3 separate regions of the Mus musculus genome follow, and regions 1 and 3 are each linked to region 2. A link is a loop called in an ENCODE intact Hi-C map of the cell type or tissue named here. Cell type or tissue: gastrocnemius. All regions are shown on one strand. Links, peaks and the distances in the headings refer to the core of each region. The heading gives the core; the rest is flanking DNA.

Evidence for each region. Peaks named below come from ENCODE experiments on the same cell type or tissue, not always from the same donor. Only the 100,000 strongest peaks of a DNase experiment are listed, where the experiment ranks them.
Region 1: a loop joins it to region 2, with 3 times the contacts of the local background. A loop is called at or near these places in 19 of 42 quality-filtered maps.
Region 3: a loop joins it to region 2, with 10 times the contacts of the local background. A loop is called at or near these places in 28 of 42 quality-filtered maps.

What each region holds. Positions count from the first base shown.
Region 1 is chr2:28,412,676-28,423,176 of GRCm38, reverse strand. No RefSeq gene overlaps it. Among named protein-coding and RNA genes, the nearest start is that of Gm13373, 13 kb to the right of the region's middle. In gastrocnemius, for the core only: CTCF peaks have their summits at 3,053 (motif pointing right) and 4,903 (motif pointing right); DNase peaks (open chromatin) are centred at 7,496, 8,196, 8,577, 8,894 and 5 more places.
Region 2 is chr2:27,767,650-27,778,150 of GRCm38, reverse strand. No RefSeq gene overlaps it. Among named protein-coding and RNA genes, the nearest start is that of Gm39777, 66 kb to the left of the region's middle. In gastrocnemius, for the core only: CTCF peaks have their summits at 2,255, 6,091 (motif pointing left) and 7,831 (motif pointing left); DNase peaks (open chromatin) are centred at 6,077, 6,479, 7,360, 7,774 and 2 more places; H3K4me3 peaks cover 570 bases; H3K27ac peaks cover 4,442 bases.
Region 3 is chr2:27,964,617-27,975,117 of GRCm38, reverse strand. Col5a1 (collagen, type V, alpha 1) reads right to left here. Exons shown (of 66, transcript NM_015734.2): 15 at 9,814-9,867; 16 at 9,468-9,521; 17 at 8,135-8,188; 18 at 6,926-6,979; 19 at 5,320-5,373; 20 at 3,627-3,671; 21 at 1,917-1,970; 22 at 1,206-1,250; 23 at 621-674; 24 at 381-425. Among named protein-coding and RNA genes, the nearest start is that of Gm13372, 63 kb to the left of the region's middle. In gastrocnemius, for the core only: a CTCF peak has its summit at 5,720; a DNase peak (open chromatin) is centred at 5,708.

The DNA of each region.
Region 1 (10,501 bases), core at 1,076-9,075, 650 kb before region 2:
TTCTTTTCTTTTCTTTTCTTTTCTTTTCTTTTCTTTTCTTTTCTTTCTTCCTTTCTTTCTTTCTTTCTTTCTTTTTTTTTTTTTTTTTTTGAGACAGGGTTTCTCTGTAGCTCTGGCTATCCTGGAACTCACTTTGTAGACCAGGCTGGCCTCAAACTCAGAAATCCGCCTGCCTCTGCTTCCTAAGTGCTGGGATTAAGGGCGTGCGCCACCACGCCCGGCTATTGACTATGTTTCTTATGGAGTCTTTTCTAACACAGGGGTGAACCAGGGAGGAGGCAGGACTCTCCCCTAACAGAGGTGGGTGCCTATTGGGGCACATGGTCCAGCTTGGGTTGCTGATATAATGGAGACGACAGCTGAGTGGCAGCTATTGACTGGTGGACCTGCTCAAATTCTCCACTTACCTGAACCCACCCCAGGGGGAGCCCCTCCAAGCACTGACCACCTCCAAAAACACAAGGCCTCATTGTCCCGCTGGTGGAAGCAGCCTCAGCTCACTAGGGGGAGGAACAGAGATGTCACTACAGAGCGGGTAGAAGGTCAGAGATATTGGCATCCTCAGTGTCACCACCCCTACCAGCAGCCATGTTGGGGTATGGCTTCATGTTAATTCTCTCTCTCTCTCTCTCTCTCTCTCTCTCTCTCTCTCTCTCTCTCTCTGTGTGTGTGTGTGCGTGCATGTGTAGGCTAGAGGTCAACACTGGTTGTCATCCTTAATCAGTCTCCACTGTATGTTTCTTTAGTTTGAGTCAGGGTCTTACTAGCCTGTAACTCATTATATAGACGTGGCTAATCTCCAACTCATAGAGATATGCTGTTTCTATCTCCCCCCGGGTGTTGGGATTAAAGGCAAATGCCATTATGCCAGGACCCACCTTATTAAACTTAAATATTTAGCTTTATTTATTTATTTGTTTGTTTATTTTGTTTATGAGTGTTTGCCTGCGTATGTGTAATATATACAGATGTGGCACATGCATACCCCATGCCTGTGGAAGCCAGAAGGTGTCAGATGCTCTGGAATTAGTGTTCCAGATGGTGCGAGCCACTATATAGTTCCTGGAGACTGACCCTGGGTGTCTGTGAGACCAAACGCTTTTAGCTACTAACTCATTTCCAGGCTGGCCAGCGAGCCGGGTCCTCCCCTGTCTCTGGTCCTCCCAGCCTGGGACACAGATGTGTGTCACAGCATCTGACTTTTTATTCTACCTCATGTCCTCCAGCTTCCAAGCACTTTACTAGCCCTTTACTGACCGAGCTATCTTCCTAGCCCTTCATACTATCTTTAGGGAAGAAACACTCTGCCACGGGTGTCTCAGGGCCCAAAGGGGTTACTCTGAGTGGCGAGACTCAAAGCCCTCCTGGTGAACCCCTCACAGTTCACCGGCAGGGCCCTGATGCTTATAGGGTGGAAGAATGGGTGTGGGGCAGGCTGAAAACAAACCAGAAACCCCATTCCTTACTAACTAGACTTTGGCACCATGGTGCCTGACCCAGTGACTTATGTCTAATACAGACACGTGGAAATCTAACTCCTAATGACCCATAGGGCCTGAATTAGTGTCCTTTCTGTTGCTGTGATAAAGCACCGTGAGCAAAGACAGCTTAAGGGAGAGTTCATTTTGGCCTCTGGTTCCAGCAGGTTAGATGTCTATGACGACAGGAGAGGCATGGCAGCAGAAGCAGGAAGCTGAGAAATGAGATCTCAGAAGCACGCTGGAAGCAGAGAGAGTGACCCGCAAGTGAGCTGAGGCTGTAAACCCTCAGAGCGTGTGCCCAGTGATGTGCTTCTCCCAGCAAGGCTCTGAGCACATCCTGCAGGTTTCATAACTTCCCCCAAACATCTCCACTAACCAAGGACCACGTGCTCAGATACACGAGCCTGTGGGTGACATTCTCATCCAAGCTGTCACAGAGCCTCAACCCAAGTGACCACTTCCAAGAAAGACAACGTGCATGGTGAAATCTACAGCTCAATGAGACCATGAGGGTTGGGGCTCCCTTTTAGTTGGGTTCTGAGGATTGAACTCAGGTTGTCAGGCTTGGCTGCAAGCTCTCTTAACCGCTCAGACATCTCTCCAGCCCCCACCTGGCTAGCTTTTATTTTCGTTCTAGCTCTGTGGACATTTCTTTCATTTATTTATTTATTTACTTATTTATTTATCTATCTATTGAGTGTGTCTGTCTGTCCGTCCGCCTGTCTGTCTGTCTGTCTGTTTTTGACTGTGCCACAGTAAGTATGTGGAGGTCAAAGGACAACCTTTAGGAATTGGGTTTCTTTTCCTACATAGTCCTGGGTATCATCCAGGCCTGGGGGAGTACTGGGCAAGGTTAGAGGCTGTCTCTAATGAGCACTTTGCCCTCCCATGGACATGATAATTGTGCAGAGAGGGAGCTAAGGTCTCAAGCAGCCTAAGCTAGCCTTGAACTCACTGTGTAGCTGCGTTCGCCTTGAACTCCTGATCTTCTGCCTCTATTTCCCAAGTGTGGAGGTTACAGGCTTGCACCGCTACGGCTGTATATGTGGTACTGGGATGGAGCTTAAGGCCCGTACATTTTATGCATGCTTGGCAAGTGCTCTTGCAGCTTAGTTTTATCTCCAGGCTGGCTTTTCCTTCTCAGCTCTAGGGCTGAGCCCAGGGCCTTGTTCATGAGAGGCGAACACTCTACCACTGAGCTAGGCTCAGGTTTAACTTTTTAATTTGAAACAGAAAATCCCAAAGCTGGCTTTCAACTCCTTCTGTAGTCCAAGCAGGACCAAAATTTGTGATCCAACTGCCCCACCTTGAGTATCTGAGATTATAGGCCTGCACTACCAGGCCCAGTGAGAGTCTCACTTGTAAACAGGTGTATTACCTATTTTTTTTTTTTTTTATCCTGGTGACTCTTTAGCTTCTCCTGTGCCCACCCTGTACGTGAGATCATTGTCTCACCTCACTGTGGTCCTTGTCCTACTTCTGGCGTTTTGGTAAACCTGGTCCCAGTGGATCCAGGCCTTCCCAGCAGGCTCCAGGAACAGGCCTTGCAGGAATGCTGGTGCCACTGGGCACAGGGAGGAGAATGACCAGCAGGGGGCAGCAGCGTGCTTCCTTTGATTTCTCAAATACTTAAAAACAACCAGTCAGTCATCCCACCAGCCCTTGGGAGCCTAGCAGGGTAGGCTCTGGGATGAGCACAGGATCTCTCTCTCTCTCTCTCTCTCTCTCTCTCTCTCTCTCTCTCTGTCCCTCCCTGTTCTTTGTTCCGATATGGCTTCTTAAAACCTGCACCCACTGAGGTTCCCTGGCTTCCATTATCCGACTCTGGTAAAGGAAGGGAGGTGTCCAGGTTCCGAGGTAGCCACTGGTCATATACTCCAGAATGTGGGAAGGGAGGCTGGTTGGAATAAAGATGGTTGTTTAGATGTCTGTGCTTGGTTCCAAGCTGTTAGAAGGAAAAAAAAACCAACTGCAAACAAACAACATAATAAGTTTCCCGTTGGCCAGTGTTGTAGATACCCTGGTTCCAGAACTACATTAGTAGAATGAGTTTTCTGGGCTCCTTTCGCTTTCTGGAAGTGCTAGGTATAGTGTTATAGGACAGGCACACCTAGAGAATCAGCTTTGCAAAGACCATTCCAATCTGCCCTGCAAAGTTGGTTGTCGAGTCTCCCCAAGGACAGCGAGGCTCTCTGTGGTTCTCATGGGTGCTCCTGGGGTTCAGTAGGTTGGGGGTACACCTTGTCTTCCTGAACATTCTGCTTCCCACTCCACAGCCTACTTGTGAGCAGCTCTTGATGCTGTGGTGAGAGAAGGGGTGTGTGTCTCAACTCTGTCCCTGATGACCAGGGGCAGAACTTGTTCCCAGACCTCTGCTCCAGAAGTGGAAGTCTTGTTTCAGGGGGGGGGGGTCACTGCAAGGGTCACCTGTCCTCTGAGGCTGCCGGCCAAAGCCAGGCTGTTGTCACTCACTGGGTTCTGCTCTGAACAGGCAAAGATCCTGGAGGAAAACTGAGGCAGGCCAGGTGCTTCAGGCTGCTGTTACGTCACAAAGATGGCTCTGCTAAGTGATATCCTGGTCCCTTGGCTGTGGACCTAACACCAAGGCTCCATCTTGTTCCTTCTGCCCTTCCTGCTCCATACCATCTCTGCTCCCTCCTCCTGGCTGGACTCTCCCCAGGTTATACCCACAGCCTAGCCTGGCACATCCTGTGCCTTCCTGTGGCCTTGTGAACTGGTAACTTCAGTGGCCCCACAATCACAGAGCTCTGCAGAGTTCCTGCATTGGCCATTGCCCCCCTCCCCCAGCTTAGAGAGACTAGACTCCTATCTCCTCTCGGATCTTGCTCCTGGGACTGCAACCCTGGCTCCTGGCTCCAACTCGCCAAGATGGAGGGATTCACTTCCCTCTAGAGTCCCTGCCTCCCTTCTCCTCCTCCCCCATCCCAGGTTGTATCCAACTCTCGGCTGCCTAAGTCAGTCCCAGCTGCCTCTAGCTCATCAGTTTGGCTACTGCAACCTCTTCTCAGGCCTCTGAAGCTCTGGGCAGTTTCAGGAGAGTGACTCTGCTGGTCCTCTGTCCTGCCTAGCTGAGGAGGGAAGCTCAGACAAGAGCCCAGTGTGTGGATCTCTCCAAAGTAGCACTGGCTGCCCCAGAAAAGCCTTAGCACAAAGAAAAACACAGACAGTTTGTGAAAGGTGAACTCTGGGTCTTGAGCTCCACCATGTTAGAGACAGGGACCCTCACAGCCAGGAGGCTTCCGACTGTCTGTTAGGCAGGTGTCTTTCTTCTTTTCACTTTTCCTTAGGGACAGCACCAGGTTTCCATTTTCAGCCTCATGCCTTTTTGCCTCTGGGCCCCAGGATGGCTGGAGGGGTGGTGCCAGGATGGACAGAAAGTGCTTGTCAGCCTGCAGCCATCCACCAGGGGGTGCTGTGAGCTTATCTATAATGGTTAGTGCCAAGTAGCTGGTGTCTAGCTAGTTATTGACTGGTGGCTGGTGACTTAGGGAGGCAGGTTGCAGAGCTCTGGGACTGCAGTGCTGTCCGTGTCAGAGGAATAAGGAGCTTCACAGGCCTCAGCCTGTGTGGGGCCTGGGTACTTCTCCTGCTGCAGCTTGGGGTGGGCACGGATATGTATTGGGCAACCACTGGGCACAGAGCAGGGGCCTGCAACCTGGAGACAGAGGTCCAGTTCAGTGCTATTCACTGAGTGCCTTTGGTGGGTTCTTCAGCCTCTGGTCTGGTGTCCTGGCCTCTCCACTGTCCTGTAGTAAAGTTCCACCTTAGTTGGAAAGCTTTCTGGTCATTATGGGTTGTACCATTTGGGGGCTGTTTGGGAGGTGTGGCGGTCACCTTGCATGTCTCACTGTACTTGGCTGGTCCCTCAGCCAAGGGGCAGCCTGAGGGTCAGCTCTGATGGGGCTGAGAGTAGTCTCATGAGATCCAGGCCAGAAGGGGCTCAGTGAAGGTGGATGGGCCAGAGAGGTGGACAAGGGTCTCCATATGGAGTCTGCCATCTTAAGGCAGGAAGGACATGTGAATTTCAAGGGTGCAGGAAAGGCAGGAGATAACCTGCAGCTTGGAGGGGTAGATGGAGCAATGTGGGTAAGGCAGGCAGTGGGGTCCTCCTGAGACAGGTCAGGGTAGGCCAGGATGAGGGCACACCTACAGGACAGGCCTAGAGCAGGAGTCTCCATCACCCTGTGGCTGTTCACAGCTTTTCCTGACATAAGACTCAGGTCTGGAGAGGTCAGGAGGGCCTTGACTAAGTAAGAGAGGGAGGGATGGGAAAGGGTGACACAGAGAGACTGAGAGACACATCACACATGTGCATATATGTGCATATGCACACACACTCACAAACAGACACATACACAGACACAAGTACATAGACACAGACATACACACAAATGCACACATACACACACACACATATACACAGACAGACACACACAGATGCATATACACAGACACACACACACAAACACACATACATACACACATATACACACATGCACACACAGGCACACACAAACATATACACACACAGACACACACACAAACACACACACAGACATACACACAGAAACACAGACACAGACACACAAACAGACACATACATAGACATACACACACAAACATACATACATACACAGATGCACACACACGCAGACACACATACAGACACTCATACACACACAACACACACACACACACACACACACACTCACGAGTCTATCTTGGCCCTCCAACCCTCTCCACACAGTCAGTATGAGGACTCAGCAAATATCAAGTGCCTGGCCCCTCCATCCTGCCCTAGGAACTCATGGCTTCAGGCACTCTGAGACCTGACTTGGCCTTCAAGGCATGCCATGGTCTATCTGGAGGGTTTGCAGGACCCCATGTCCCTTTTTTGTTTCATCCTTGTCTGATGGCCTCTCCTGGTACCTGTGCTTCACCAGGCAGGGCCCCGCCCTGTGGCCTCATTCTGGCTATAGAGCTCATTGTGCACAGCTTGTGTTTTCTGTCACCCAGGGTGGGGGAAGCAGCTTTGCCCTTTGTCTATTGGAGCCCAGAATTCCTCTGGTTTCAGTGCATAGAACTGGGGTCTAAGTGAAAGAGGAGGTAGAAAGATGCTAAGAGCCAACCAGATGTGGCTGATGACTCCACAGGACTGTCCTGCAGACACAACAGGACTGATGGACATATGGACACACAGAGACTGCACACAAGGACACACAGAGACTGCTTACACAAGTTCAAGCTAGATGGGGTCCCAGCACCGAGAGAGCCAGTGACCACAGGCTCCCAGCCCTAATTAAGAAGCTGTCTGCAACTGATACTTACTGGAAAAGGGAAAACCAGTTTTTCCGCAGTGGAGTGTTACTGGGTATATCAACCACACTCCAGGGCAGGACCGTGCACAGGATTTTTTTTTTTTTAATTTTGTTTCATTTTGGCATTTTTACTTCATTTGTTTTATTTTGGTTTTGTTTTATGCTTTTGTTTTGCTTTGCTTTGTTTTGAGAGAGAGAGAGGGAGAGAGAGAGAGAATATAAAGATGGGTGGATAGAATCTGGGAGGAGCTAAGAGAGGGAAAACATCAAAATAGACTGTATGAAAAAGATTTTAAAGGAAAAGAGAAGTGTTTGTTGACAGACTGGATGAAGTTGATCCCCAGTTCTTGCTGTGTCCCTGGGTTCTTATCTGCCTGTGACCTGTCCACAGGCAGGGCTTGGCCCAGTGCCCACACATAGCAGCCAACAAATGTAAGTGATATTGTTGTTGTTCCTATGATTATCGGTGACACTTGGGACTCTGATACAGTGTGCTGACCGGGGCAGGCTGTCATCCCTATCAGCCCCGAAGAAGCACTCTGGGGTGGTGGGGAGCTTCACCCACAAGCACCGGTCAGCATCACATTGGACAGAGTATGGCAAACTGCCAGTGGCCTTGGGATGAGCCATAGCCCCACCCCCAAGGGCCTACCACACTGCCCCCAAGCCATGTGTACACTTCTCTTTGCAAATTGACTTGGCACTAGGCATGCTGGAATGAGGCCGTGCCTGGCTCTCCTGCTGTGCTGGACTCCTTCCGAATGAAAGACAAATGTATTTTAATTTGTTCCAACTTGACACGGAACCCCCTACCCCTCCCCCTTGAGAAACTGGGTCACTAAGCAGAGAATTCTATAGCTGGCGCCAACTTATATTCTTGCTCACGAAACAGCCTTTGTTCCTTTTGCAACACAGGGAGGTTCTGGTGCTGTCTCTCTGGATGTGTGGGCATGAACGCAGAGAGGTCTAGAAATGTTGGGTTTGCTGAACAGAACAGACCGTGCTGAGTGGGCTCGGAAGGGGTCCTCTCCATTGCTCCTCTAGAGAAGGTGCTGGGAGGGCCCAGCGAGGGGAAGGCGCTGCCTCTGGGCCACACAGCAGCAGCTACTGACGCACTAAGCATTAGGAAGGCTGCCTGTACCCACCTCAGTCATGTGGCATTAGGAAGGCTGCCTGTACCCACCTCAGTCATGTGGCGTTTCCCAGGGCTTCACTCAGCTGGATGCAGAGGCCTCCCTTACCTATAAAATAAAGGGAACACAAGGTTGGTAGAATGGGGATGTTGTGTCCAGATGCCACAGGTTTTTAGGGTAGGTTTTTGGTACTGCAGGTCTGAGATGCCAGGAGCACTCAAGGCCAAGACCTGGACTACTCGGCCTCCTTGGGTAGTGGGCATCTGGGTCCCTCTGAATCGGTGTGTGCCAACTCTGCAGATGATGGCAAAGGTTGGTGCTGGCCGTGCATGTGACGCTGTTTGGATGCCTTTGGTGATGCTGAGTCTGATCACATAGACACCTTGGACTCCATACTCTGGGCAAGTCACTGATGGGACCACGACCTCATGTCAGCCTCAGTTTCTCCATGTGCAAGTTGAAGCAATGATAACCTGATTGAAAGTCTTGTGTGGGACTCGCATGAGTAGGATTACATAGGGAGGAGACATGTCTGGCTGTCAAATCTATCTGCATGTGAGGAAGGACAGACAGAAATGTGTGGGCTCCGGTGGGGGATGGGCTGTGATCACAGAAGGTGATCCTGAGTTGTCTGAAGCCGGGCATTGCTTGGCATTTGTGTTGTTGGGTTTTCCCAGAGGGAGAGGGCAATAGAGCCTCAGAAGGTCAGGGGTGTCATCCAGGTAGGGACACTTCCTGCTCTGGGTTCTTCACTTCTGGACACTGTGGGCTGGGCCCTCCTGGGCTGTGGTTGGGTTGGAATTAGAGAGTGTGCAGCTGGAAGCAGCCCAAACCTCAATTTCTATTTCTGATGAGATTTCCCTGGCCAGCACCTTAATGAAGCCAGGGCTGCTGGGGCTTCTGGGAAGTGCACATGGGCTTAATTACTCCTGTCTTGCTCTGCTTGGCAAATAGTCCACCTCCCTGGGCTTCCTGTTCTCACACCTCCAACCTTGGATCTAAGCCCAGGTCCTGCCCTGTCCCGGTCCTCCTCTTCGTCCACTGTCCTTCCATTTGTGTGCCAAGCACATAATCTATGTCTACCCAACTATCTAACCCTGCATCATCCTCTGTCTATCCATCCATTCATGCCACCTGGGTGTTCATCCACTCAGTTCCATTCATGGGTGTACCCATCCATATTGTCCATTGTCCACTCATCTGCTACCCACATATTTAGCAATCCATTTACCCATCCATCCATCCATCCATCCATCCATCCACATCATCCATGTACTCATTTATTCATCCATCTGTCCATCCATTTACTCATCCATGCACCCATGCATCCATGCATCCTCTCGTTTATTCTTCCACTCACCCACCATTTACCCATCCTTTATCTATCCATCTATCATCCATCCTTCCACTTATCTATCTACCCACCCAACACATGTATCCATCCATCCATCCAGCCATCCATCCATCCATCCATCCATCCATCAATCTGCTCATCCATCCATGCTCCCATCCACCCACTTGCTACGTATCTAGCCATTTGCATATATCTATATATATCTCTATATATCCACAAGCTATTCATTTAGTCATCCATTCATCCATCCACCCATGTAACCTGCAGCTTGTCCACCATCATCTATCCATCTATCCACAGATCTATCTACCTTGTCACTGACACATCAACTTATTTATCTATCTACTTATCTGTCCATCCATCCATCCACGCATCCATCCTCTTATTTTAGAAACACTTTTCTAAGACTGGCTGGTTGGGAAAAGATCCTAAGGGGTAAAAGCCCTGGGGCTTCAGCTCTCCCATAGGAACAGTCTGCTGAGTGAAAGTGGCTAGGGTCATCCATGTGAGGAAGGATCGACAGAGGGCAGGACAGGGTGTTGGGAGTCAGTGGGACTGTGCCGAGTGTAAGTTTGAATGTAATCTTCCTAGAGGCCAGGGTGGCACTGAGAGGCTGGAAGCTCATCTCTTGTGCCAAACCCATCCTCCCATGGCATCTCCTGATCTGGTGCGGAGGAGATAGCACCAGGAGAAGTCTGCGTCTGCCGCCCACATGGGGGTGGTGCCACCAGCCTTCCCACGAGCCATCTGCCTCGTCCTTTCCTTCCCCAAGCTTGCTGCAGCCCACAGGCTGCCTGGCTCCTGGAACAGTTGCCAGCTGCACATGTGGGCCTGGATTCCTGCCCCATGCTGTGCCCAGCCAGCACTTGCTCTCATGGACTGGTAGGGATTGGGTCTGCCTGGGGGCTGTGGCATGACCATTGTGATACTCCCAAGGCACAGAGCTTTACAGTTACAGGAGCTTTTATGTTCAGTACAGTGGTCAGTTCTTGGGACTGTTTTGAAGATGGCAACTTCGGGGCTCATTGCTGCTTCTGGGAAGTGGAAACTGAGCCCCAGCAGTGGCCACTCCAACGTGGCTCAGATTTGCGGGCAGGGGAAGGGCTGAGATAGTACCTGCAGCAGGTTACCTTCATCCTCGTCCCGCAGGGAGCCCCGGAGGGCAAGAGCTGCACATAGTGAAAGTGCTGGTCA
Region 2 (10,501 bases), core at 1,601-9,600:
TGTGCCACAGCCTAGCTACTGGAATTGTAAGGCTCACACTGTGTGTGTACTTGGCCAGGTGTCCATCTTTCTGGCATCCATGGCAACTTCTGTCACTGCTCAGCTTACACACGAGGAGTCTGAGGACACTCAAGCCACACATCCCTCTTGGTGAGTATCCCCCCCCAAACTTGTCATGCAAAGGCCCTTCAGGCCCTGCCTAGCTACTGCCCTGGATGGAGGGCTTGTGGGGAAGCCTGGGCTTCAAGCCAATTCAAATACACCTGGCTCTTCCTGCCAAAGAGGAGATCTAGGCACTCACAGCATGGGCTGTGGGCGCAAAGGCCACCTTGAAGAATGTCACTACTGGGACCTGGCTAAGCTTAAGACAATCCAAGGGGTCAGGTGACTAGAAGAACCCTTTGGGGTGACATGTGAGGCTGACTCGTCAATGTCAGGCAGATCTGCTTTTGCCAGATGGGGGTCTTGAGCCAGGAAGGATAGTACCATATTGTGGGCACACACAAACTGCTCTCTGCAGCTGTGTGGGGAGGCCCAGTCACATGGCGATCACTTGGAAGTATCCTGATCTACCTTCAGCTGATGCAGGCCTGGTGGCATCCGGCTGCAGCCAACCACACTGCTACTGTATAAAGGACACAGTGAAGCAGCAGGACGCTTTGGCACACTGAATGAGTAGCTATCATGTATCTGATGAATGCTGGAAGATTCTGGAAGGATTGAACACAAAGTTACAGAAAGGCTGCCTTTTAAGGACTCAGCTCCAGAAGGCCTCTACACACACACACACACACACACACACACACACACACACATACACACACACACACAAACATACACACTTACACACACGCGCACACAGTCAACATTCACTCTTAAACACACATACACTCACACATGCACACTCACATATGCACACTCATACACTCACACACACTCACACTCAAATACACACTCACACATATGCACACTCACACACTAACACTCAAACACACACACATACACACTCCAACATGGTTTGTGCTAATTCCACCAGGCTAAGAAGCCAGATGAAAGTCTGTCTGAGTTTGTGTCAAGACACTGCCACTACCATTAGCCAGCTATGCGACCCTCAGTGGGTACCTTTCCTCCATGGGCCTCTCAGCATCTCATCTGTCATTCAGCAGATCTCTCAGATGGGGACCTGGGAAGTTCAGAACTTAAGACCTTCATGAAGGGTCAATAGGATCACCGAAGTCTATGAGCAAATTTCTGACGTCCTTGCTCCTAAGGGCCAAAGTTAGGACCTAGCTCTGGGTTCAGACTTGATTCTGATCCATGCCCTACTTTCTGAAGGATATTCTCAAAAGTGGGGTGAGCGGTGAGCCCCAAATCACTGCAGGAGACCCAAAGTCATTGTCACAACTGTACGCAGAGTGTAGAGCTAACTACACCCAGTGTGTGGTGCCTGTGTTAGCAGGACACCCATCAGTCCCTGTGGTCTACAGGGACTGCTGAATTGGGCAGAATCCTGCAAAGGAGGAAGTTGGGCCTGACAGGGTCAGCCTTGGTGGACTTCTTGGAGCAGGGTTCGCCTTGGTGGTAGCTGCAGAGACCAACTCCCTTTTAAGTTTTCCTCTCCTGTGGTCACGGCTTCCATGGGTACCTGAAGCCTGGAGCAGCCTCTTGTGGGATGGGAGTGAGTCTCAGCCCTCCTGCAGATTCCTGATCTTCGCAAGCCCCTATTACAACCTCAGCATCACCCTACGTACATGTGCAGTTAACCCTGGGAGACACAGAGGTCTTCCAGCACACCAGAGAAATCTTACTGACCACTCAGGAACCCCCGCAGAGACCTAATGGGGACACAAGGCAGATAGGTGCCTCCCACAAAAATGGGCAACCAGGGGAAGGACTTCATTGGGGAATTTTTCAGAGCAGTTGCTCCCCGTGTCCAGCAGTCGCATCAGGCAGCAGACATCACTTCCCAGCCTCAGGAGAACAAACACAACTGCCTAAGGCCTACCAGCCCTTCCCTTTCCTTGAGCAGGTCACAAGAGACAACTTCAGCCAGGTTAATCTTCTTGTATGCCTGTCTAAGATGGCCACCATGTCGCCTGCCCAGGAGGCTCTATCAGACAGGGACCAGAACAGAGGCTCCAAGGAGAAGCCCTCGCTGAGACACGACTAGGCCCAAGTCCAGCTGTCTGCCACAGAGTGATGCTCTGGCTTCAGCTCAGGCCGACTGAAAGTCCCACAAAGGTGGTCAGCCCCACTAGTGGTGAACAACAGTATTGCTCAACCCCAGGGCCCCCAAAGGCAGCGGGAGGGGTCAGTTCAGGAGCCCACAGCTATTTCCACAGGGGGAAAAAAATGTCTTCAGGCCTCCCAGGGGCTCACATCCCAGCTGTGACTCAGGGATCCCTGCTGCCAGATGGCTTCTTGTCAGATTGCTTGGGCCCTGGCTCCTGTCAAAGCGAGGGCTTCTCTAAGCAGGGCCCTAAGGTCAGCTACATAGCCTTTAGGACCTAGGCCTCTCTTCCTGGCAGAGGCCCAGCCAACCTAAGTCCAGTGACAAATGATATGACCTGAGCTCCCCACCTATAAAGTGTACCTTCAAGCTGTGGGATGGCTCACAGGACCCTAAGAAGCCACAGGTTTGTTCAACCCGGTAGAGCTGTAGGGCCTGAGCCCTGCAGGGCTGGGTCCCCAAGCACAGCCTTCCACAGACACTCACACTGTTTCCCTGTGCAGCGGGCAGCAGGCAGCTCCATCAGATTTAATTTTATGCCACATTTTCAAAACCAATATGAGGCTGTTTTGTCAGACCTATGTCTGTACCATGTACAAAGACGGCAACACGTATGTCCCGCACGTCCTCACGAGCGGCAAGCCTTTCCAACCTAGAGGAGCCTGACTGCAATGGCAGAAAGTGCACAGGCCTAGCAGGGAGGCTGTGGACCCCTCCTGGAGGGCTGGACCTATTGCATGTACCAGTGTCCCTGGAGACCCTGAAATCTTTGCAATACCTCCTCGTACAACAAAGACCACAGGGGCAAGGCACCTACCTAGCTCAGGATTGTTCTGGCTCAGGAGGGACAGAAGGATGGTCCGAGCTGCATTCCTCCCCATAGTACACAGCGAGTGGCCAAGATCGAGGACACCATGAGAGGCACTGACAGCCAGCCCTATAAAACCACAGGAAGCATCGAAAAGTTGCCGGAGCTGGAGGACACCGAAAGAAGGACACCCTGATGGCCATGTCCCTTGTCAGGCCCTGGGGGGTGATGGAGGGATGACAGAGCTTGCTGGAGAAAAGGCCAGGGTGCCTCTCTCCATGGAGCTAGCAATGTAAGCATGGGATGAAGCTCTGTGCTCAGCCTCCTGTCACATGGAAGGCCTGGATGGGAGAGCCCGGTTATTCCCTAGAGAGACCCTGGACTATGCACTTCCGGGGAAACCCATCCGCCATCCCACTCCAAGCAGGGCTAGGAGGGAGCTTGGGATGTATCTCATGTTCTGTGTCACCAAACCATGGCGAGCTTCATAGTTTCCCACTGACGTCAGCGGCGTGGTCTGAAGCGGCTGCAAAAGCCTCGGCAGCATAATTGCAGCTGTCTCCGCAAAGCGAAGTCAGATGGTTTTTCCGACCTCCAGCCCCCGCTCCTCCCCAGGCCTCTCTCCTTTTTATTATGTTCCTTGGGCCCCATCCAGATGTTCCCTGCAACAACAACCCTCCAAAAATTTACAAAGAGGGAGCGAGAGTGAGCAGCTTCCTGCCGGCTGGGGTGGAAGTAGCGACGTGGCAGTGTGGGGGCAGCCACGTCTACAGGCCTGGCGGGCGGGGGAGTGGCCATACTCAAAGAATCAGGCACATCAGACACCCTTCAAAGTCCATGTCTTCTTCACCCCATGCCTAGGATCCTGAGGACATGGCTGAGGGGCTGAGGGGTTCACACTGCCTCTGGCTCAGATGGGGAGGCCTCAGCCAGACTGTGGCTGAGTAGAGACCAAGGCACTGTGGTCGAGATCAGGCCCACGTTCAGACTGACCTGGCATCGGGCCAACTACACATGTAGCTAGGGTCTCCATGCTATGAAGGCGGTGGCTAGAGCTTTCATTGAGATCAGTCTTCGTCTGAGCTGGCAGCTGGGTTCACCTCACCTGGATGAGACCACCTGGAGACAGACACAGTCCCTGGTCAGGTAGACACTGGAGCAGAGGAAAGAGGGGATGGACTCTACAGCTTTGCAGGACAATCATCAGAGGCTCCAAAGCAAGCAAGGGCCACACAGGGCCACACAGGAGCACACAGGGACAGGCATCCCTTACTGAAGAGCTATGCCCAAGGCTCAGGGCTGGACCTGGAACTACTAGGCCACAGGCACTATGGGAGAGCTGTCCACAGGGGCACATGCTATGTTCCACCATTCCTGGATGTCAAGGAAGCCTTTCTGGGAGCAGTGGCCAGCTTCTACTGCCCCACAAAACACTAAGCCTCAATGCTATCTTAAGAGATGCTGGCCCTACCCAGTATATTCCTGCCCTGGAGTGCTGACCCAAGTAGTCAGAGAGAGAGGGAGTTGAGGCCATCAAGGGGTCAGCAAGCTAGGAAAGGAATCAATAAACTGTAAGGCAAGACCTATGAGCCCCAGGCTATTACAGAATGACCCACGACACCTCCCTGTCTCCTGCCCTCCCAACCACTCAACTGAAATGCTAGTCCTGAAGCTTTGGGTCTCCAAGGCCACCTCAGATCCAGGGATGTGTTGAGAGCCTTGGAGCTCCCGGCAGCTCTCCTAACGCTTGGGGCTTGCTTAGGGACAGGATGCATGCAGACACCAGCAGAGAGGACAGAGCCCAGGAGAAGCCAGGCCTATACTGTCACAGGTTCCCATCCAGAGAAGGCGTGTTGTCTGCACGGTCTCCTGAATGTGTGTGAGTGAGCCAGGTGAGCCTATGGGGCCTCCACACTGGGGAGGGGGTTGTTACTGGAAGTGGGCTGCCTGAGCACCATGTAAGAAAATTGCGGTCTCAGCTCTGCTGAGATCAAGTGACCTAGCATGGCTCAAGGCCCCACCATAAATCACACTGTCAGCAAGGACCACTGAGGTGACCCGAGACGGTCAGGCAAACACAGACACTGTCAGGCCAGACTCTCCAAGTGGGCTGAGGTCAGAGGTCACCTACCAGGAGTTGGGTCAGAGCCATGCCTTTGGAAACTGTGCAGGGTGTGGCCAAACCAAGCCTGCCAGGTTAACCCTTGACTAGATAGTCTCCCCAGGGCAAGGTGGGCAGGGAGGCCATCACCTTATCTCCTGTGAGCCCTGTGGGGGCAGCAGGAGAGACAGATGGTAAAACCTGGAGAAAATTTGACCTTCTGTAGGAGGAAGGTAGGGTTGTCATGACAGAGGCCATCACATGCCCAGGGCCCAAGACCACCTAGGACAAAACCTAGATCCAACTGGTCTCCCACTGCACACTCCTCCCACCCCCAGGAAGCTTCCAGGATCCAAGGCTGGCATGGCTGCAATAGGTGTGGCCCCTCCTGAGAAGGACCACAATTTCTTTCCTTCCCTTAAGAAGGTCTTAGACTTGTGTTACCATATCTGTGGGGTCTCACTTGTTCCCTCCTGGGACCCCCAGGCAGGTGGGGATGGGCCACCTCAGCCCCGGAAGGAGGCAAGCAGTGCTCCTCCCAACTGAGGGAGCGCTATTATGGAGGAGGGCTCCATTAGGTACCAACACTTGCCTGGTTCCTGCTGGGGAGCCAGCCCCACAAGAAGAGGGCATTGAACCAACAGCAAGAGGGATTTCAGTTAGACTTGAGGAAGATTGTCAGAGCAGAAACCTCCTTACAGACGGGTTCCAGGAATTCCCTCTGTGTCTGAGCCACATGGGAAAAGTTTCTGGAAGCTTCCCAAGCATAACACAGTGGTTGAGCGCAGCCTTGGTGATCTCAGAAACGCTTAGGAAACAGTAGTTGGACCCAGTTAGAAGAGCCACAGCCCCCTCCAAAGTGCAGAAAGGAAGGACTGGACCTTCTCCAATCACAGTGGACAACTGGCTCTGCAGGGTCTCTAGGGCGCCACCTGCAGGAGGAAGAGTGAGTTTCTGCTCTGCCCAGATGGCCCAGGCAGGGCAGAGGCAGCCAAAGGCAGGCCATCGGGTCTCCCAGATGCAGCCAGGAGAGGTGCAGAACAGGGTCTCCTGGCTCCACGTGCACAGTAGGGGCGCGGAGCTTGGCTGTGACAGAAGACTTCACTTCATGGTTTCTTCGCAGCGCCTGGTGTGAGGGCCACTGAACACACCTGATTCCTTCTGGCTGTTGGTGATCTTCTGGAGACATAGCCAGAAATGACATTGAAGGTGTTCTTTGCCCTGTTTTGTCTTTGAAGCTCAATTGCCACATCACCTGGGAAGACTTACCAGTCCCCTTGCCCACTGGTACGGTCACTTCACTATAGTGGCCCACTCAGCCTGTACCTGCCGCCAGGATGCGGCCTGGGAGAACACTCCAGACCCTAATCGGACAATAGAGTGGGTCTAAGCACATGACCTGTGGCAGGGCCCAAGGGAGATGTGCTGGCACGGGAAGGTATACACCAGGTCTTGAGGACCAGGATCAACATTCAAGTAAAAGTCCCTTATTTATGGCTCATATTGAATTCATGTGGAAATGGAAACTTTCACATACTGGGTTAAATAAAATATGAAATTCACTTCACCTGATTTTAATGTGGCTAGCAGGAAGTTTTCAATTTTCAGATGCATATTTGGTTCATGTGAGTTTTCTGTTGAACAAAAACTCTGCGTTTGCCTGGAATCACGCACATGGCCTAACCACACATCTCCAAAGGTATTTTCTGAGTGATAAATGGATGGATGGATGGGCAGATGGGGGATGGACCATTGGACAGGTGGACAGATGGGTAGACGGGTGGAGGATAGGTGGATAGATGGACAGATGGGGAACTGGGATAAATGGAGGGACAGATAAATGGGTGGTAGATGGGTAGATGCATATAGATGATGGATGGATGGATGGATGGATGGATGGATGGATGGATGGATGGACAGACGGGTGGTAGAGCAGATGAGTGGATGGGCAGATGGATGGATGGATGGATGGATGGATGGATGGATGGATAGATGGTTGAGTAGATGAGATGGGCAGATGAGTAGTGAATGCATGAGTGGGTGGGTGGGTAGATGGAGGTATGCATGGCTACATGGCTGGGTAAACAGATGAATATATGGAGAAGCAGTGCCTGGAGACAAACGTCTCCCATTGCCTGAGGCCCTGGCTAACTGCCACACAGTTCTGCTCTGGCCCAGCACAGACAGCTAGTTAAGCCCACAAAACCATAAGCTCCCTTCTCTGGATGTGCACTTAACCTAGTCATCTGATTGTCCCCACTGGGGCTCTGGGGGCCAGAGACAGCAAGGGGCTGTCAATGTTTTCAAGCACACTTCCAACCATGCTGAAGGACTGGTACTCTAGGACACAAGGATAGAAGGTCTGCTGAAGTTATTCTGTTCAGCACCCGCCTCTCCCACTCTTCAGCCCTGCACACCATCAAGGAGCAAGCAGGGGCTCTGCTGTCCTCTAAGGTCATTCCCAGGCAGGACCTTGGCCTCCTGAGTCTGGGGCAGCATAGGTGAACTCATCTGGGCCTTGAGGGTCTAGGAAATGGTTGCTAGGAGACCTGGTAGGTGTGTGTGTGTGTGTGTGTGTGTGTGTGTGTGTGTGTGTGTGTGTGTGTGTGATTGATCTGCACTTAGTGAGGTGATGCTGCCCTCTCGTGGTGGATATGGGTACATGGGAGCCTCGTGTACCCTGCCTGGTTCACAGGTGTATGACAAATACCCAATTCACAAGAGACTCTCTGGGACAGAAACGGAATAAAAAAAAAAATCAAGGTTGTAGCGAGTCTAGGGAGAATTCTACCCCTAGTGACATCAAAGGTGAAAATCTGGTTGCAGGATATAGTTTGTGAATTCCCTCTTCCATTCAAAACTATTTTGATGTAATAATCCACGGAAGTCTCCCTTTTAAAGCAGTCTTTAGTCGAGCTTGAAGTGAAAGACAGCATAGCCTGCTGACAGCTCCAAGATTTGCACCCCAGCTATTAAACTTCTGCAGACAGAAGAGCCTGTCTCTGCCAGGGAAAGGGCAGACAGGGAGTAGAGGAGTTTCCAAAGCTCTCTCTCCAGCAGGGCTGATACCTGATCCCACCAACAGGAAGTGGCCACCAGAGCCAGCGTGGCGGCAGAGTCAGACCTGAAGCCTGGAATGCCTAGGCACTACTGACAGCTACGCTCCTGTCTGCACTCAGCCCTTCCCAGGCAGCTGGTGGTTGTTCTATTGGCTTCTACAGTTGCCCTCCACAGTCCTGATGCTGCCACAGAACGAGTCATCAGGTGTTCATCTCTTGTGCCCAGGCAGGGTCTCTGATCTTCCTTCTCAACATGGTAGCCACGGCTGAAGCAGCCCCTGCCTCACAGTGCATTTTCCCTTTGCTTGCTTATTGCACGACATCGTCCTTTGCTGTTTAGAATGTCATATGAGAGGAATTCAAAACTCACCTGGTTTGCATTTACTGTCAGATTCCTGGACTTTCCCACTGACTTGTCCCCACCCAGGGCCCTGGCAAGTCACAGTCCTCCGTGACAGCTTGACCCTCAAGCCTCCACCTGCTCACCCCAGGACCCTTTAGCTCCAGAGAACCAGCTTACCCTCTACCCCATCCTGTGCTGTTCTGCTCTGAAGTCCAGTGTGTCTCACACTGTGGGCACCTCTAGTCCCTTGCCACAGTGCTTTGATTCTCAACACCCTTAGGCTTGTAATCGCTTCTGTGTGTGCTAATCACGCACACAGAAAGCATTGAGTTGTCTGGTGATGGGATAGTCCCCATGGTCACCTGCAAGCCAGCAGTCACTTTATAAAGCAGCGTTTGTCCCAGCACAACTGAGCAAGGGAGTCGTTTAGAGGTGGGGAGCGGAGAAGCAGTGCATGGGGAGGAGGTATGAGCTAGCCCATGAAACGCTTTCTGGCCTCATCTCACCATGGGTTGCTTGCTCTATTCTCTTCCTCCCTGTCTTCTTCTTGGATAGGGACAAAGCCACAGGTGTTTTTAGAAATGCCATGTCCTTATTTATTATTGCTAGGGTATCTCACAGGCCTTCTGTTGACAGACTGTTCCTAAGGAAACACATTGGCAGCAATTTCTCTAAAATTACCATGTAGACAGGCTGGCTTTAGACCCACAGAGATCTGCCTGCTTCTGCCTCCCGACTACTAGGATTAAAAGTGTGTGCCACCACACTTGGCTGTAACCTAGTATTTATTATGTAGAATTAATATATGCTAGTAAACACTAAACAAAAACCGCCTGGCCTAGTTCCTGGTGGCTCCAACAGGACCTGAAGTAGGTATTGTATAATGACCACACCCCATAATACATTTTTAAACCTAAGAATGGTTTTAGGTTTGCTGAAGACTTGCTGTCAACAGAGATTCTGCACGTTCCTAGTGTCTCCCTCCCTCCAGGCCCCTTCCTTCCTCCCTCTCTCCTCCCTTCATCCTCCCATCCCTCCTCCTCCTGCCTCAGGCTCTCCCCTCTGTCTCATCTTTAACACATCCCTTAACTGAGGTAGTACTGACAGTTTGTGATCATGTCACATTTACTCACCATATCTCTTTGGGTTTCTCAGAACATCTCTTTTAAAGACCTTAAGCTGCCTAGAGGGCCCCATGTGGGGTTCATCTGATGCATTCCTCCTGGTCAGTTTCTGCTCTGCCTCCGTCTGTCAGAAGTATAGTGCTGCCTATCTGGTTCTACTGGGGCCTAGGCAGAGAGAGCCTTGGGCTGATTTGTTGTTGTTGTTGTTGTTATTGTTATTGTTGTTTTGTTTTGTTTTTTTAAAGAAAGGCTCTTGGTATGTATAGCTCAGCCAGGCCTCAAAACTGGGATGTGGTGCTCCTGCCTTGGCCTCCTGAGTGAAGGAATTACAGGAGTCTTCCACCATGCCCAGCTTGTACTGGGACTGCTGCTTCAGACTTCTGGGACTCTTAGTGAGAGCCTCACACGAGCCTCCGGGGAAGTCACCGTGCAGGCCCCACGCTCAGGCACAAACGGAAGCTTCCACTCAATATCTGCTGAGGGCGGCAAAGTTTGTTTGGAATTTCCCTTCCTCTTTCCTTCTCTTTGTTTATTTATTCAATCATTTATTTACATGAGCACAGCCTTGTGGATTTCAAACTTCTAGCTACAATCCAATTACTGCATTATTCTGGCATGACCCTCTTGACCTCCGCTGGTTCACCCTCCCCTCTGCCAAGCCACCAGGCAGCTGTCTTGCCCTTCAGAAGGCTCACTCCTATGACACAGGCTAACCATGTCCTCCCTCCACCTCCACCCTGGAAGACCCTCACCTCCTGTGTGCAGTGGGTTGCCTCATGATGCCAAAAGCCTCTGAGGTGCTGACAAGAGCCCACTGACCCTGGATAGCCCAGAAT
Region 3 (10,501 bases), core at 1,311-9,310, 200 kb before region 2:
CCTAGACAGTTTGCACTTCCTGAAACGGCCCGTGCCTGGGCTCTGTGATGCTGTCGGAAGGGTACAAGTCCCAGGACACGGTAAGTACTGTACGTCTATGTGCCAAACAAAACTCAACTAAATAAGATGCCCAATTTAATCTTCTGATAAATGGCACATATTTCACAGTCAACAGTGTGTGCTGGTATTGAAGATTGCTAAAACTGCCACCTCTATACATAGATGGCAGGCAAATCAATATATGAATCTGGATAATGGGCTAAACTTCAGGAGCAAGGTGTGCATGCCTGCCATGGAAGGACTGCAGGTCTCCCAGGCCTGCACAGACGTATGCCCCATGACAGGCAGCCCCTCTTCACACATCCATCTGTTCCACCTACCTTTTCTCCTGGAGGACCAATGGCACCCTGGGGACCTGGAAGACCCTAAGAGGAAAAACCAGCAGAGGAATGAGAGGACTGACCAGAGGCCCCTCCTCACCCTCCACCATCTTCCCAGTGACCACCACATCCAGGTACCAAACATGTTGGTGGCAGAGCTAAGTGCACTTCCCAGACACTTGGCCAGAACCTGTGTCCCACCCCTGATGCCTCCAAGTCACCTTTTCCTGAGACACTTACCTGGGCACCAGGATTACCCTGCTGTCCTGGCGGCCCAGGCTCTCCCTGGGGACCCTAGAAAAACAGAGGCAAAGGCCCTGAGAAGAGATCTAGGAACCACACCCCATTTGGGGGAAATCCCATTTCCATGCCTCATCTTTTCCACCAGTAACCCCAGGAGTCGATGTGTGGGAGCAGCTTTCTGGAAAGGGGGAATCTGCCTGCTTTTGGTGTCAGATCCTTACACCCAAAGGGCATGTGGACTTGCACCCAGCACCCCGGTGTCCATCAAGGCAAAAGTTTGACAGGAGCTGGCCAGGCAATAATCTATTGGTAGAAATGTGCGCCCTTGACTTGGATATAGAGCAAACAGACCCATCTGATGGAACTGACTTCCAACTCCTAGCTGGCTTTGGATAACAAATATCAACTTGGGGTTCTGACATGAGGCTTTGCCACCAGAGGGCAGCACTAAGCCATGGGCCAGAGGCTAAGGTGCCCACTCTCCTACCCCAATTTCCAGGTGATGTAGACCTCCACAGCCAGGCATGGACTGTGCCCACAGACCATGACCAAAATCCAGGCCATGTGACCCCTGGGACTCACCACATTTCCTTTTGGGCCAGGCTGGCCATCCATACCCGTTACACCCTGCAGGAGAGTTATAAAAAAGGGGGAGAAAAGGTGTTTTCAACACAGAATAACTCACTCCATTCTGCATACTTGGACGTGGGTAGTTTCTGGGGAAAGGACAGTCTCGACTGTCCACCCCTAACAGCTGGGGCTACTACCCTTCACAATAAGGTAGCTGAGCTGTCAGGCCCCAGCACCCTCATATGAGCAGACCCTGCAATCTAGAAAAAGTCTCCTAGAGAGGCCGAAGAGGGCAAGGCTAATTTCACCCACCCAAAACAGAGAACCCCAATCAATACCATGAGCCTCTCCCTCCTTCCCAAAACCAAACCCCCCAAAATGCTGGAAGGCTCTTAAGCAGAGGGACAGTGTGGCATCCTGAGGTACTGCTTATGACAGAAAACAACAACAATAGCAAGAGCAGCACAGCAGGTGCTGTGTGCCAGAACGGGGGTAGAAAAGTCTAAAGGAGCAGCAAGGCCAGCTGCCTGAGCACCACGCGTTTTCTGGTTCCTCATGTATGAGCATGAATGACCCATAGCCCCTCACACCTACAGCCGGCATACACTAAGGTCAGCATGGCCCCCTGGCCCCATGGTCCCATGGCCCCGGTGTTGCTAGCTGGGTCAGAGGGTTTCTGGTGCTATACTGTGTACACATTCACCAGGAGGTGACAGAACTTACAGGAGGTCCAGGAGGCCCTGGGGGGCCTTTTGGCCCAAGCAGACCACGTGGTCCCTGCAAAAAGAAAAGATGAAGAAGGATGGAACCCGGCTGGAGGTGTGGCCTGCTTGTCTGCCCTGTACAGCCCACACCCAGTACCCTGTGCCCGACTAGAGCGCAGCTGGTGACTCCAGAATCCTGAGAGAGTTGCCATGATGCGCCCCCACTGTCACTCACCCCATCTTCCTCTCCACCTGGACACTGGGGATCAGAAGTAGGACGCTCCTGGTATGGAGGGACCCGGCTAGGCATCAGGGGTGTCCTAAGGTAAGGGGTCTTTTCTGCCTGCCTCTGATACTCAGGAAGGTGAGCACAAAATTCTCTATTGAAAACTCGTGAAGTTACATTGTACTGCTGGGTCCCGTGTTTATCACCGAGTCTTTCTTCAATCTCTCTCCCCAGTGACATGCAATGCTGCCATTTCTGGGATGACAGAGTTCAAGGGAGCAGGGAACAGGTTCAGAAGACAGCAGACTTGCAAGAAACTTTATAGGGCCTTGTAGGGGACAGCTACTTGGGAGAGCCACAATCTATCTTCCCTCCTCTGGACACTGAAGGGCGGTGCCCAATGCCTGCATCCTACACTGAAGATCTGGCCTGAGGCGCAACTGAAGTCTAGGGGAATGGTCCACCTAGGAAATTATAGGTTTCACTCAAGACACTTGGATCTCAATTGCCCTTATTTTGCCAGAACCTATTAGATGGGGCTGGGGAGGACATAAACAAACAAAACCAAACCAAAAAAGCCCAACCTTTCTTCACATTCTCTGCGTCTTAAATGCTTCCTTCATTATTTTAATACTTAGTCTTATACATGTGTTTGAGACACGGCTAACCCAGAAGGCACCATTTAGATGTGTGTTAAGGAGAACAAGGCTGACGGATCCTCCTCGGTGGTTAATCAGACGGCTAGGGTATAATTTCATCCCAAATGAACCTGAGCATGCCGACCCGGGCTCTGCCCTGCACGGCGTTTAAGGCGTAGCTCATCAATTAGCTTCACCAGATACAAACAGCCGCCTGACTTGGATAATAAAGGTAGGTTTCTGAACATCAGTAAATGCAGGGTAATTAATGTCCTTTTGCCCTTGTGGAAATATGCTTTAAGCCTAAATACAAGGTGGCTGGCAAAAGGCAGCTTTTCCTGCAGCGAGCTGAGCACCACCCTGTAGAGTGTAGTTGCCAGGCCTAAGACAAGCTTGGGCCTATTCAGTCCCCTCGACTGCCCGGCACCCACTATAGCTGCTGATGGAATGTCTGCTGCAGCACCTTGGACACCTACCACCATGCCCTCAATGCCTACCTTGTTACTGTTATGATTCCTGCAGAACACCCACTATACTGTGTCTTCCTGTCTACTCTGACACACTTGAGTGTCCACCATGGGCCCTCTGAATGTCCTCCATGCAGCACGTCGGCACCCAGCATAATTCCACTGGGGTTACGGTGCCCCTGGGCATTTGCTATAGCTCTCCAAGGCCCATCTTCCTCTTGTAGAAAGGGCCAGTATACACTCCCTAGAGGTGCCCAGCCCCTAGTGTCCTCCCTCTTTTCTTTCCTGGGCAAATGTCATGTGCCTCTTTCTCTAGACCAAGCTCTCTAACCTACTCCACACCCATCAGCTCATGACTGTGGAGCTGAGGCCCAGAGTCCCTCCCATCAGCAACTTACAGGCTCCCCGGGCAGTCCCCTGGGCCCAACTTCTCCATCGTCACCCTATGGAGAAAGAAAAAAAATGTTTAAGTACAAGCATTGAGGCCTGGGTACACACACACACACAATCTCTCTCTCTCTCTCTCTCTCTCTCTGTCTCTCTCTCTCTCTGTCTCTGTCTCTCTCTTTCTCTCTGTCTCTCTCTCTCTGTCTCTGTCTCTCTCTGTCTCTCTGTCTCTCTGTCTCTCTCTCTCTCTCTCTCTCTCACACACACATACACACACATACACACACACACCCGACAGCAGGACTCTGCCTGCTCCTCAGGCATACACTAATGTGTTAATGCTGGCTCCATTGGAGAGGGCCCTGTCCTCATTCTGGAGCTGCAAGGGTGCAGCTGCTGCAGGGAACCGTGAGGCTCTGAAGCAGGTCCTGCTTCTCAGCTACACTCACAACTGTAGCAAGGGCAGTTAGGCAGACACTGAGTTCAAGGCCTAGGCCACCCTCATGAGTAACAGAAACAGAAGAACAGGGTGTCAGAGGAGAGGCAGAGGAGCCCAGGCAGACTTCGGTGAGCTCAGGGTCTACCGGGATCCAAGCCATCCAGTGGCAAACTTTTCCTCCTGACTCCAGATGGGATGCTTGCTCTGGTTCACCAGGCCACACAGGGGCCACTAGCAGATGCTGCTTCCTACCACAGAACTCAGTTCTCCTGCCTTCCTCAAACACAGCCATGCATGCTCACATAGCACCTGCCAGCATATATGCTCATGTGTGCCTATGTTCAATAACTGCAGCCACACATATTACTTGCATATGCATGCATATACGCACACACATGCATATACATGCACACACCTAGGAGTGAGTACACTTATGCATATACAGTAGTGTACATGTATGCACATGCTGTGAATGCACATACGTCGACAAAGGCATATGTGCACACAAATGCATGCATATGAAACCCACCATGAACCAAGAGGGTGAGGCATCCAAAAGTACCCCTCTCCTTCCTCAGCTTGCAGCTGCTTAGGCCAAGGTCCAGAGAGGGGAACTTTCTGGACAAAGTTCAAAATCTAGAGATGATGGCACCTAGCTCCCACTTTCCTGGGGTTTGTGGGCTCCCAACAATAGTGCAAGGAGCCCATAAATCCTGCCATGCATTCTCTGCTGTGCACATCTGTGCTGTGGCCTATGAGCTCAGCCTCCAGCCGCTGAGGATACTGGGAATGGACACTGAGGAGTCCTCTGGGTACAAAAGCCCAGGCTAAGAAGCCCAACTGCAGCCCTTCCCTCCCCACTGTTCCTATATTCAGTTACTTCACCAATGACTTCCCCCATCCCTCCACCGCCTGCTCTCCCCGAGCCCTTGCTTCTCCATCTGACACCTCATTTAGATGAGATCAGCAGAGCCGCTGAGCTCATTAAGTCCCTGGCATCTCCCCTCCACAGGATCTGGGGCACCTGCCTCCTGTAGTTAGAGGTTTCCTTTCTGAGACCCATGACAGTTTGACCCTCATTGGCAAGAAGGGTAAAGTAAAGTGAATGCTTGTGCCTTGCTTCAATCTCAGAAGCACACAGCCACCTGCCTGGGCCAACATGCATGCTTCCTCCTCCCCCCCTTACCCCCCCCCCCCGCCCTACCGACCCTGCCTGGCCTGCACTCAGAGTTTCCCAGTGTAAAAGGATGCTGAGAGATACTTACCCTTTCTCCATCATCTCCTGGGATTCCGGGCGGGCCAGAAGGACCAGGGTCACCCTAGAAAAACCAACCAGGGTCAATGTTAACCACCACAGAGCAGGTCCTTCCCAACTGTCCCAACCCCTCCCCCCTTTTTTTTCTGTCCTCCTAATCCTAACCCTCAGTCTTGAAGCCTAGTTCCCCTGGGCGGAGGGCGTGTGCTGAGAGGTCAGTCTAGTGGCTGGCCAAGAGCCTTGCACTCGAGCCCCATCTGCATACCTTGCTGGTGGCAGAATCACCAGCCTGAGCACCTAGCAGGTTTAGCAGGAGCCACAGACAGGCAGGCACACTGTGCATTCAGTGTGAGGGAGGGCAGCACAAAAAGGACCACGCTGGACCAAGAATCCCTGAGGGTCATTCCCAGTGTCGCCTGTAGCTGGCGCTCAATGTATACTCTCATCAGCTGGTCAAAGGACTACGCACCTCTCCCAACTCCCCACAACTGGTGACTGTGAGCTTGTTTTCACGTAATTACGAAAGAGCAGAGAAGTAGCAGCTGTGGGTGAGACACTATTCAGAGTATACAGAGCACAGACATTTTTCACTGTAAGACACATATCTGCATATGTTTTTTAATTCATCAATAGCCCATGTTCCTATATGTGCATGTTTTTGTCCATGTGTATGCATGACTGTATTGTTGCATCCCTCTTTGTGTGTATTTTGTGCAGGTAATATATATGTATGCATGTATGCCCTGTATGTATGTGTGTGACTAGGTAAGTATGAATGTCTGTGCCTATGTGTATGTATTTGCATACAAGCGTGCTTACATACACGTATATGCGCATGGATATCTATGTGCCTATGTCTGTGTGTAACTGTATGTATATGTGCTTGTGAATGTGTGCATATGTATCTGAGTCCTAAGTGATTATGCTTGCTATGTATCCACACATGTCATCATGTTTGTATGAGTGTGTATATGTGTATGCCTGTGAATATGTATATGTGTGTGTGGCTATGAATGTATGTGTATATATGCATATGTGTATGGATGAATATGTGCTCTTGTGCCTTTGTGTGTATGCCTGTGAAGGTATATCTGTACAAACATGTAAATACACATACATGTGTGCCTGGATGCCCCAAAATGAGAAATTTGACCAATAAATCCACTTTAAGGTAAAGCAAGTAAGAAAGGAACCACTCCCAGCGAGCGGTGAGAAAGGCGGCCAAGCACCATAGTGGCCCAACCCCAGCCATCCTTAGCAGCAGGCTCTGAGACTGCCCTACCTTCCTGCGGCCACAGTCCTGACTCTAAGCTTGCATGCGATAGCTGTTCAGATTTCCCATGAATGTGAAGGCTCCATTAGGTAAAAAGTGGCTTCTAGAAGATTCTAAAACTAGTTCTAGCACATATTTTCCCTCACTTCTCTGTCCCCTGTGACACCCTGGAGTGAGGTGCTTGCCAGACATGCTCGTAAGTCTCATGTAGGAAATCCAACTTCTCTTGACTAGATTCTCCATTAAGAGAGACTCCACAGTACATACAGAGACACTGTGAAATGGAGGAACCTGAGGCTGTTGGAAAGAAAAGACCCCCACAAATCCCACAGCAAATACTCACTCTATGGCCTTTCTCTCCCGGCAACCCAGCCAGACCATCAAAGCCACGGTCACCCTGCAAGAACAAGAGAGATGAACCAAACAGCCCACACAGCAGGAACTAGGGGTACCCATAATTCAACACCCTGGACTCAGGGCCTTCTTATGGCCATGCACAGCCCTCCTGCCTCAGGACACTGTGGAGTCTGTATATGCCACCTCCTCTCCCCAAACAAAGCAGAGGCTGGAAAGAGAGGAACACTGTTGTCCCCAAGCCAAAGGCCAGGGCATCCTTGGGAATGTAGTCATGAAGTTATTCAGTGACCACTGCAAAGTCAGCATGGGCTCATTTGCTCCGAGTCTCTCCCTGCAGGAATATCCCCATGGTCCTGAGGGCTGTCACACACCAGTGATCACACTCACTGGTGGAGACCCCTGCATCTTTACCTGCAGGGACCCCTGGCTCCTGCATTCCAGCATAGAGCCCAGTACCAGCAGCCCATCATGTGGGTATTCAACCCAGGTAGGATGAAATCAGAGTAGGGTACTGGGGTATTTTTATGACTTTGCAGTTAAGAGATCGTAAACTACTTGACAGAACAGTGGGATTCTTCCATCATCCACAGCCTTCAGTGTTTATTAACTTGGAGGTCACAGGAAGTGAGACTATGGAACCAGGGGACCCAGCACAGATGTACTGAACAGTGACAGTTCCTGGTGACTCAGGAATATGAGAGAGTCCATACGGGGTCACAGGAAGAGGGATGAGCCCAGCATCCACAGTATCAGGGGGAAAAAACAGCTGCCACGTGTCTATATGAGTCCTGTGCCCCCTGCTCAAGCACAGACTGTGTCAACTCACCCCTACAGGCCTTGAGTCCTGACTTTCCAAGGCAGGGTAGGAAAATTCATGTCCCATAGACTTGAGATCACCTGGCCACCCAAGCACCAACGGTGTAGTCTGCTTACCTGCACACTCCCAAGGGGTTCTCCCTGATCCACCCCACCACACTCACTGGCCACATGAACAGGGCACCTGACCCTTTAAGGAGACTGAATCTCACCCATGCAAGTCACCTGTCAATCTGTCATCTCAACACACTAGGGGGGGGGGGGCTCATCAAAGTGAGTGCTTACGCTCCCTGCAGGCACACTCATCAAACATGATAGTTATGTCATCAACATGATGTCAGGGATGATGGTGACTGTATGAGTGTGGGTGACGGCCTACCTTGGGGCCTGTTTGTCCAGGCATGCCTCTGGCTCCATCACTTCCAGCACGGCCCTGGAACAGAGAAGACAAGATGTCCATAAGGAAGAAAAGGCAGCCTGCCACATCCTCTGGGAGCAGCTTCCCAGTAAACCAAGCAGAGAGAGGCGACCAACCAAGGGTGATTGTCCACTGTCATCAGGCTGGACAGGGGACCCAGATCCAACAGCCCCAAGGCCATGACACACCACTGGCCGGCAGTGTGCCCCAGGAGCCTGATGTTGCCTGTCCTCTAGGCTTGTGGAGGATGATGGGATTTGGGAGCTCTGGCACAGGGAGCTTGCTCTTCTGGCTTGTGACGTGCCTCAGACAACCATGGAGAAGCTCAGCTCTTTGCTACTACCGGGAAGAAAATTAAAGACTGGAGATGCATGGGAGAGATAAAGGCCTCTCTCAGTCCACCTTAGCAAGTATGAGACCGGCCCAGAGGGTGTGTGTCCCACTCACACAACACAGTGACCTAAAGGCAGGGTCTGCACTGTGTGACCAGCTGGTCAGCCGTCTTTGTCCATTCTTGCACTTGCTTCTCAGTTATGGAAAATGTTCAAGAGCAAACCCAGGGTGCCCAGTTGATTGCCCTGAGACTGAAGGCCCCAAGCCTGGACCTTCAGAGTCTGCTATAAAGGCTACAGTCACTAGAGGGAGAGGAACTCCCTGCCAAACCCCTGCTCACTATCGAGGTCCACCAGCCTCTTCGTTTCTGTCTCCTATAGATGCCTGACCATGTGTTGGGGTTGTTGCTCATGGGCTCATGGTCAGGCACACAGGCCGTGTGGACAGTGGCAGTTTTGGTCTCCACATGAAACACATAAGGTCTGATTGTAGAAATAGGTCAAGTTAATTAAGACTTTTCTAGCCTTCCTAGTGTGTGGTCATCACTTTTTAAGAGGATGGCATCTTATAGCCGCTGTGTGCCTGAGGAAACCAGCTGGATCCATCCAGGAGGACAGCGTACTCAACAGGAAATCTCAAGAGGCTAGTGAGCTGAAGAAAGACCCGTACAGAGCCGACATAGCCATTTCTGGAGAGGAGGCATGAGGTGTCCCTAAAGATAAGGCCCACTATCAAACAATCAACAATGTGGATCCAGCTCCTGCTGTGACCTGTCTGGGACATGGCTTTAGGGACCAGTGAACCATCTCAGCCCTGGACACGCAGCATTTATTCCTAAGCAGTGGCTCAGACACAGCTTTGGAGGTGGACATGGGACCATGGGTCCTAAAGGGGACAGTCTACCTCAGATCTGGGCATGGATGCTGTCTCATACCACATGGTCTTAGCACCAAGCACTTACCCGTCTTCCAGGCTTCCCTGTTGGGCCAGGTGGGCCTTGCACACCTCGAGGACCCTGCCAGAAACCAGAGGACAAAGCATCAGGACATGTCCCTCTTCTAAGGAAGAAAATTCATCCCACGCATGTCAACCTAGCCTAAGGCTTGTTTTTCGAGTTGCTCACATGTGAGTATCTTGGGGGTATTCCCTTAGTGAGGGCTAGCAACAGACAACACAAAGAGCTTGTTCTATGCTATCAAGTAACAATTCTTCCTGCTTCTGTTGAAGAAGTATCAGCAATTGGACCACCAGCAACAACCAGGAGTCACCTTCCTGAGAGCAAAGCAGAGGTAGGTTCACACACGTACCTGAGGTCCCATGTCTCCTGGCTCACCTTTCAAACCGCCACTCCCAGGAGGACCCTAGGGAGACAGTATCAAATCAGTGTGTACACCAACAAGTGACATGAGATGCTATGTGTGGAACAGGTAGGGAGCCCGCATCACAAGGCTGGCCTGCCTATTGTGACAAAAGTAAAAATGTGAGTTCTAGGAGGCAGAGACCTATGGCCGCCAAGGTCTCCTCCTGGTGCTTACTAGAACTCCAGGAGATGGGGCTCACAGAGACCATGAAGTCTTAAGAGGTTTCTCTCCCCCAGGACAAGCTGGCTCGTGATTTGTGACAGCCCCTAGCTTGGAACACAGTGCATAGCCTATGGGCCAGTTCAAGTTAAGACTGGTCTCACCTCCTGGGTGCAGGGTACTGAGGTCAGACCTGGGGGTGGGAGGTAGCCTATGTCAAAGTCAGCCAGGGGCTCAATGGTATAGAAATCATGTGTCCTTAGGGCTGTGGATTTAGCTCAGTGATAGAGCATTTGCCTAGCAAGCTCAAGGCTCTGGGTTCAGTCCTCAGCTCTGGAGGACCAGGAGGTGGCTGTGTCCTTGTAGGGTCCTACTCCCAGTGCCCACAATATGTATTTGACACACGGATGACAGCCGAGGGTCCCTGAATCCATAGCATCCCTGCTTTGCTCTGAGCTGGGGCACCTAAGCCTGA